Regions from separate parts of the Mus musculus genome. Here region 2 is linked to region 1. Evidence: chromatin contacts called from ENCODE Hi-C or POLR2A ChIA-PET data. All regions are on one chromosome and are shown on one strand. Each heading gives the region's core, a stretch centred on a gene start or an enhancer-like site at or near the end of the contact. The rest is flanking DNA. Distances are from core to core; before and after follow the strand shown. Region 1 holds the start of Creld1 (cysteine-rich with EGF-like domains 1). Region 2 holds the start of Emc3 (ER membrane protein complex subunit 3).

What was found. Hi-C counts contacts between places; a loop is a spot of excess contacts on that map. ChIA-PET counts read pairs that join two places held with the same protein, here RNA polymerase II (POLR2A).
Region 2: a loop to region 1 is called in a map of heart, with 7 times the contacts of the local background. The contact joins the promoter of Emc3 here to the promoter of Creld1 in region 1. A Hi-C loop is called at or near these places in 4 of 37 maps with a recorded cell type or tissue (gastrocnemius and heart). POLR2A ChIA-PET finds 5 or more read pairs at or near these places in 4 of 5 experiments (Patski and embryonic stem cell).

What each region holds. Positions count from the first base shown.
Region 1 is chr6:113,481,745-113,484,998 of GRCm38, reverse strand. It overlaps Creld1 (cysteine-rich with EGF-like domains 1), which reads right to left and starts at 1,643. Exons shown (of 10, transcript NM_133930.2): 1 at 923-1,643; 2 at 422-504. The coding sequence starts at 1,096. Il17rc (interleukin 17 receptor C) reads right to left here. Exons shown (of 18, transcript NM_178942.1): 17 at 2,621-2,716; 18 at 1,836-2,502. The coding sequence ends at 1,880.
Region 2 is chr6:113,530,128-113,533,519 of GRCm38, reverse strand. Emc3 (ER membrane protein complex subunit 3) reads left to right here and starts at 1,882. Exons shown (of 8, transcript NM_175101.3): 1 at 1,882-2,192. The coding sequence starts at 2,038. It overlaps Fancd2 (Fanconi anemia, complementation group D2), which reads right to left and starts at 1,838. Exons shown (of 44, transcript NM_001033244.3): 1 at 1,772-1,838.

The sequences.
Region 1 (3,254 bases), core at 394-2,893:
CCCACCACAGACATAGTGGCTCCCAATTCCTCTAACTCCAGTTCCAGGAAATCCAGTGTCCTTTCTGGCCTCCCATTCAGGACATCTAAACTCCTCTCTAGAACCTTCTGCTCACTCTGCTCCAGCCACCTTTGGGAGAAACAGAAGGTCGGCCCCCCTACTGTTCAAACGGACCATCCTGAACACATCCCACCCACCTGTGGTCTACCCACATTCTTGTTCTTCACCTGACAGGTTGTGTGTACTGTTTGTGTCTACTCTACTAAAAAAGCAAGTTTCTCGAAGATGGGGCTTGGTTTCCTTATCTGCTGTACTGTAAATGTTCAGGATCTGGGGAGCGAAATGCTTCCGCAGAGAATCTATCCAACATCATCAACAGAAACCCAGAGTTGGGGTAGATACCCTGCCCCCACCTTCTTACCTGTCTTTGTATTTGGACAACTTCTCTTCCTCCCAGGCCGTGTTTCCACCCCCGAAGTTGTCCCGGATGGTTCTCTCCAGGCCCTGCATATGGAAGAAATTAGGAATATCTAAGTACAGAGCTAGACACATTCATTTGGATTTTTTATTAGTTTGTTTTTTGTTTTGTTGTTGTTTCTGAAACAAGGTTTCTCTGCATAGTCCTGGCTGTCCTGGAACTTGGTCTGTAGACCAGGATGCCCTGGAACTCAGAGATCCACCTGCCTCTGCCTCCCCAGTGCTGGGACTAAAGGAATGTGCCGGCACTCCCGGCCTAACATTCTAACATTTCATTATTTTATGTTATTGACCAGAAAACTGAGGCACTGTGACACACCTTACCCAAATGCCATACAGTTAAAGCCAGCAACCCACACTGGGACTAGACACCATGCAGATTTGCAGAGAGAGCTCCCTGCTCTCCAATAATGGGCCCCTCCCTCGTGGCTATTAGTGCACCCACCTTGTTGAAGTTGTCCACCAGTGCCCGGCAGGTATGACACGGATGGGGCTCAGCTCGGGGAGAAGGATGGGGAGGAGGAGAGGGTTGGAGCCAGACAGGTCCTGGGAGGCTCAGAAACAGGCTCAAGCACCAGAGCAGAGATGGGACCAGGCCCCTTGGGGGCAGTGGAGCCATCTTTTCCCAGGCTGGGGACGTGCAGATAGAGGGCAGGGGGAGGGTTCACTGGAGAAGCCAGGCTGTAAGGGAGGAAAGCGAGGCGCCTTGGGGCTCAGAGCCCCAGACCTACGTAATTACAAAACGAGGATAAACTGGGGTAGTGGAAGCAGAGGCGCTGGAAGGGGTGAAAGAGCCTAATCTACGATTCCAGCAGAGAAATTATTTCTCCGTTACCGTAGGGGGAGGTGGCCGGGATCGCGGGCAAAAGAATAAGCGTCAGCCCATTGTTTTAGGGTCTCAGTGAGTTATTAGGGGCCAAAATTAGAGAGAGGGTTGGATCCCAAAATATTCCGAGAGAAAGGCGGATGGGCGGTCCTGGAGGAGGAGCCCGGATCCGGATATGAAGAGAAGGGGTCAAGTTCAGAGCCTCTTTGGGAGATGGAGGCACAGCCTGAAACAGGACTGGGAGGATCCAAACCCTGCTAGACCTTAGAGGAGGAGGGAAAAAAAAAAAAAAAAAGTCCCCGCCTCCGCCCCGGGCGCTGTGGGCCGAGTCGCCTCAAAGCCACCGCCTCCGTAAAAAGTACACCCTTCTTCAACGCCGCAGTCCGGAGGGCGGGGCCTTCTCCCAGCCAATTATGGAAAGCCATGTGCCATGGCGTCACCCTACACTAGCCAACCAGAAGCGGCTCCGGGCTGCACCTGTCCGGGCTTTAAAGGGCAGCGGGGTTAAAGGCTCTGTTAGCGGGTCCTCGGAACAGATACACGAGTGCTACTTGGTTAGGAATACTGTATCGGCTTTTATTCTAGTGTAGTGCAGGGTCCCAGGTCCCATTCCTCGCAGCAGCCTGGGGCTTCCGAGCTAGAAGTACAGCTGTCCAGGGCGGACCGCAGCGCCTGGGTCACTCGTTCCACCCGGTCCGCGGGTCGCCCCGCGGAAGTGGAGCAGCCTCCCTGCAGTGCATCCAGGAAAGCCGGCAGCTGCGAGGGCAGGGAGAAGAGCGGGGCGACGCGGAACGGGGAGGGCACAGAGTCTGGGTGCAGCAGCCCGTCGAAGTAGACCCCGACGTAGCGGCCGGTCGCCCGGCCTTGCAGGAAATCGGGTAGCACGCAGCTGAGCCAGGCGGCGAGGGCGTCATGCGGCCCGGGCTCCACTGTCTGGAGCTGCAGCCACTGCTGACACTGCGCCACGGCCGCGGGCGAGAAGAGAAGGATTACCACGCCACCCTCCTGCAGGATACGGCGTCGCTGGTGGTGGAACCAGGCTAGGGCTCCGTGCGCGCTCAGCTCGCGGCGGCTCCACAGGTCCACGGCCACGCGCAGTGGCATCTGGCTCAACGCGGACGCCAGTGCTCCCACCAGACGCTCGTAGCCCGCTCCGTCGGCGGAGTGGAGGAGCAAGGCCGTGCGGGAGCCACGGGCCGCTACAGGGATAGTGGAGCCTGTGAGGGTGAGCCCGGACCTGCCTTCCCTCCACCCAATTGAGCCCCAGCGCCACTGTTTGAGACTGTCCTTGGGAAACCAGGACAGGAAAGCACTCACCTTTCCTGCGGTCCTTTTTTAGAAGGAGGAAGAAGAAAAGCGCCGCAGCCAAGAGTAGGCAGGCCAGCCATACTAGGACCCAGCGCCTGTGGATGTCTGGAATAGACAGGGGAAAATAATGGGCTAGTAAGAAACCTTTATCTTTTACTCCACCTTATCGGAGGAGAAAAAAAATGAGTCTATATACATGAAGTGATCTGCCCCAAAGTCGCATTTGTCAGAGCCCACGCACTGAAAAAGCTCCATGTGTCTCTGTGACCTGCCTCCGTTTCCATGCCTGTAAATATGGACAACAGCATCAAGTGCATTCAGATTGCAGCTGATATTGCCCCTGAAGCCTAGGGTTACAGGCCCTTAATTTTGCTGTCTTGCATGATTGCAATAGCCCCTATCTTTCCGCTTACAGTCCATTCACTCTATGGGGAACCACCAAGATCTGTTTAAAATAGGTTTATTCTAGCCCTTGAGGGAGCTGGTGTTGCTGGGGACATAAAATCCTACACCCTATTGGGCCTCCCATCTTCTTCCCAAGACCCTCTAACCACACTGACAGCTTTGGAAACTCTCAAAAATGTACTTCACAGTCTTAAAACTGCAGCTTGACTCCTCTCAACTAGCAGAGGCTTCCCGGTGT
Region 2 (3,392 bases), core at 633-3,132, 48 kb before region 1:
ACTCGTCTTCTGAGACTCAAGACCATCACCTAAGCTGCTCTCTAACAGGTTACTTCAGTACTGTGTCATGGTGGTGCTAAGGACTGAAGGTATAAGACAAGACAAACATCAAACATTGCAAAACAAGACAGACATCATTCCAGCGTGCAGGAGGCGTACAGCATTACAAGGTCTTAATGTATTGAACTACGTCTGTGTGACTGCAATCGAAGAGAAGCCAGGGAATTGAGTGAGAGCTTATGAGGACCGTTAGTCTACCTGTAGGTGGAGCAGTGAAGAAAAGCAGGAACAATTTTTCTGAACACGTTTTCCGTTTCAACATCATAGCTTTGTGTGTGCTAGGACAGTCATTTTTATTTTTAAAATATCTAAATCTTAGGTGTATGATGATTTGCCTGTGCATACGACTGTGGACCATGTACACACTGGATGCCTGCATAGGCCAGAAGAGAGTATTAGAGCCCCCAGAAGTGAAGTTACAGATAGTTATGAGCCACTATGTGGGTGCTGGGAAAGGAGCCGAGATTCTCTGCAGAGCAGCAAGTGTTCTTAACCACTGAGCTATTTTTCTAGTACGTATTTATTTTTAAGACAGGATTCCACCATGTAAATTGGACTGGCTGGTCTACATAGTTACCAGTTACATTCTAGGCCAGCTTCAGATATACAGTGAGGCCCTATCTCAATAACCAACAAACAAACAACCTTGTCTTATATGCTCTAATTATAATCTACATATTTCTCACATGCTAACTTAAGAAAGATACCATTACTAGTCTCCTAATCAGGGGAAGGGCTGAGGTTCTAACTCTAAAAAGTCTGGTTCCAGAATCTGTACTCCTTGTTTTGTTCATTTATTTTTGGTTCTTAGACAGGCCAGAATCTGTGGGTTTTGTCTTACTTTCAACTTCTAGGGTCTTGTGTAGCTGTTTGGTCTTGAACTCATACATAGCCAAAGGCAACTTCTCCTGCCTCCACCTCCTAAAAGCCAAGACTATGGGCTATTATTATTATTACTGTTTTTTATTTGGTTGGTTTTGTTTTTTTGTTTTGCTTTCTTTTGTTTGAGACAGGGTTTCTCTCACTCTGAGGACTGGCTGACCTTGATCGAACTCAGAGATCCAACTTCCTCTGTCTCTCAAGTGACACCACCACCCAGCTTCTCTCTCTCTCTCTTTATTTTTCTGTGTATACAATGTTCTGTCTGCACATCAGAAAAGGGTATCAGATTTCATTATACATGGTTATGAGCCACCATGTGGTTAAGGGGAATTGAACTCAGGACCTTTGGAGAAGCAGCCAGTGCTCTTAACCTCCAAACCATCTCTCCAGACTAGGGCAATGGTTTCTATTAAGGATTAACGTTCCTGGGCTGGTGAGACAGCTCTGGGATTAAGAGCGTTTACTGCTCTTGCAGAGGACCCAGGTTCAGTTCCCATTCAAACATGCGGCTCAAAACTGCCTGTAACTCCAGTTCTAGGGAATCCTGCGCCCCTTCGGGTTCCTATATGCATGTGGTGCACATAAACACAGAAGGTCAAATCATACATATACATTAAATAAGTCTTGCCAAAAAAAAAAAAAAAAAAGCCTCAAAAACTAAAAACAGGTTCAAATTTCTTATTATACGAGATTTCTTATTATGCGTTTCCTACAATAATATGTAATCACTGACAGCCACTTTTCAGAGGGAAACACTAGAACAAGTCAGGGCCGTCTGACTTCGGAGAGATACCATCTCGCTCCCAGGAAAGCCTAAAAAGCCACTAACCTGGGGACCCGCCAGTTGCTTCCCTTCGTTTTCGACTTTCCCGCTAGAAGAACGGCGCTCTGACGCCATCAAAGCCGCGCCGTGGCGTGACGTTACTCGCCCGCACCGGAAGTTGACGGCCTGGCGGCCCAGCTGGAAACAGTGCGCGGAGAAAGCTAGGCTGCCCCAGATTCCACGCCAGCCAGACTGAGGGGCGGGTGAAGGCCCGGAGCCGAAAGCCGGGAGGAACCCAACTCCTCCCGACCCGCAGCGAACTCTCAGCGAAGATGGCGGGGCCCGAGCTGCTGCTTGACTCCAACATCCGCCTCTGGGTGGTCCTGCCCATCGTTATCATCACTTTCTTCGTGGGCATGATCCGCCACTACGTGTCAATCCTACTGCAGAGCGACAAGAAGCTCACCCAGGAACAAGTGTCTGACAGGTCAGTACCCTCACCCTATCCTGCTGACCTCACTCCCGGGTGACCTTGGTCAAGAAAGTGCAGGGATTGATTGTATCACTTTAACTGAGTTTTCATCGCGCCCCTACGGGTTGACCTTGGCGGTTAGCTGTGTTTCATTTTTGTCAGTAAAATGGGAATAATCTCAGTACCTACCTAATAGAGAGAGCAGGCATGTAGATGTTAGATTGGATGATACCTAAAAGCCTTTAGCCCAGGGCCTTGCATGTACTAAGTGTTTAAGAAAACGTTCTTAATATTGTTAGGCTAGTTGCCAACCGTCAGTGAGGTTCTCTCTGAACTATCCTGCTCCATTCCGTTATTAAGAGTACCCACTGAGAGTCAGATGCAATATTCCCTTGAGTCCTGCTAACATCCAGGCAAGTGAATTTCATAATCTACACTACCAAAGAACTGTAGTGATCTGCTGAGATGCTAAGGTATAAAGTGCCTCCAAAGCTTGGAGACTACCACAGAGACGTGTGAGGAGTTGCGATGGACCATTCCACCTGCCTCCTCTCCTCACTTGCCTTCTTACAGTGCTTTTCTGTGGGAGACAGAACTTTGACATAACTTCAGCCACTTCACATTAAAATCAGTAACAGTTTTCAATCACTTATTCTAGTCATTTTCAGAGACTAGCTGAAGACAGTGCTGCTGGTTCCTTGACTTGTCCAGATCACATAGGAATCACTTTAATGAAGAGAAACGTTTCAAACGTTTCTGCAGAGAACAGAAAACAAAAACCAAAACAAAACAAAAACCTCATTTTGCCGGGCGTGGTGGCACACACCTTTAATCCCAGCACTTGGGAGGCAGAGGCAGGTGGATTTCTGAGTTCAAGGCCAGCCTGGTCTACAGAGTGAGTTCCAGGACAGCCAGAGCTATACAGAGGAACCCTGTCTCGAAAAACCAAAAAAAAAGAAGAAGAAGAAAAAAAAAAAAAAAACCTCATTTTATCGTATTTAAAAGTTACTTTCTTTTTGTGGCAAGTAATACTGGATTTCCATTTGCTGGTGATTTAAAGATCACCTTAAATTAAAAACACTTTAAAAAAAAAAAGATTTATTTTATGTATGTGAGCACACTGTTGCTGTGTTCAGGCACACCAGAAGAGGGCATCAGATCTCACTATAGATGGTTGCAGCCACCATGTGGTTGCTGGGATTTGAACTCAGAACC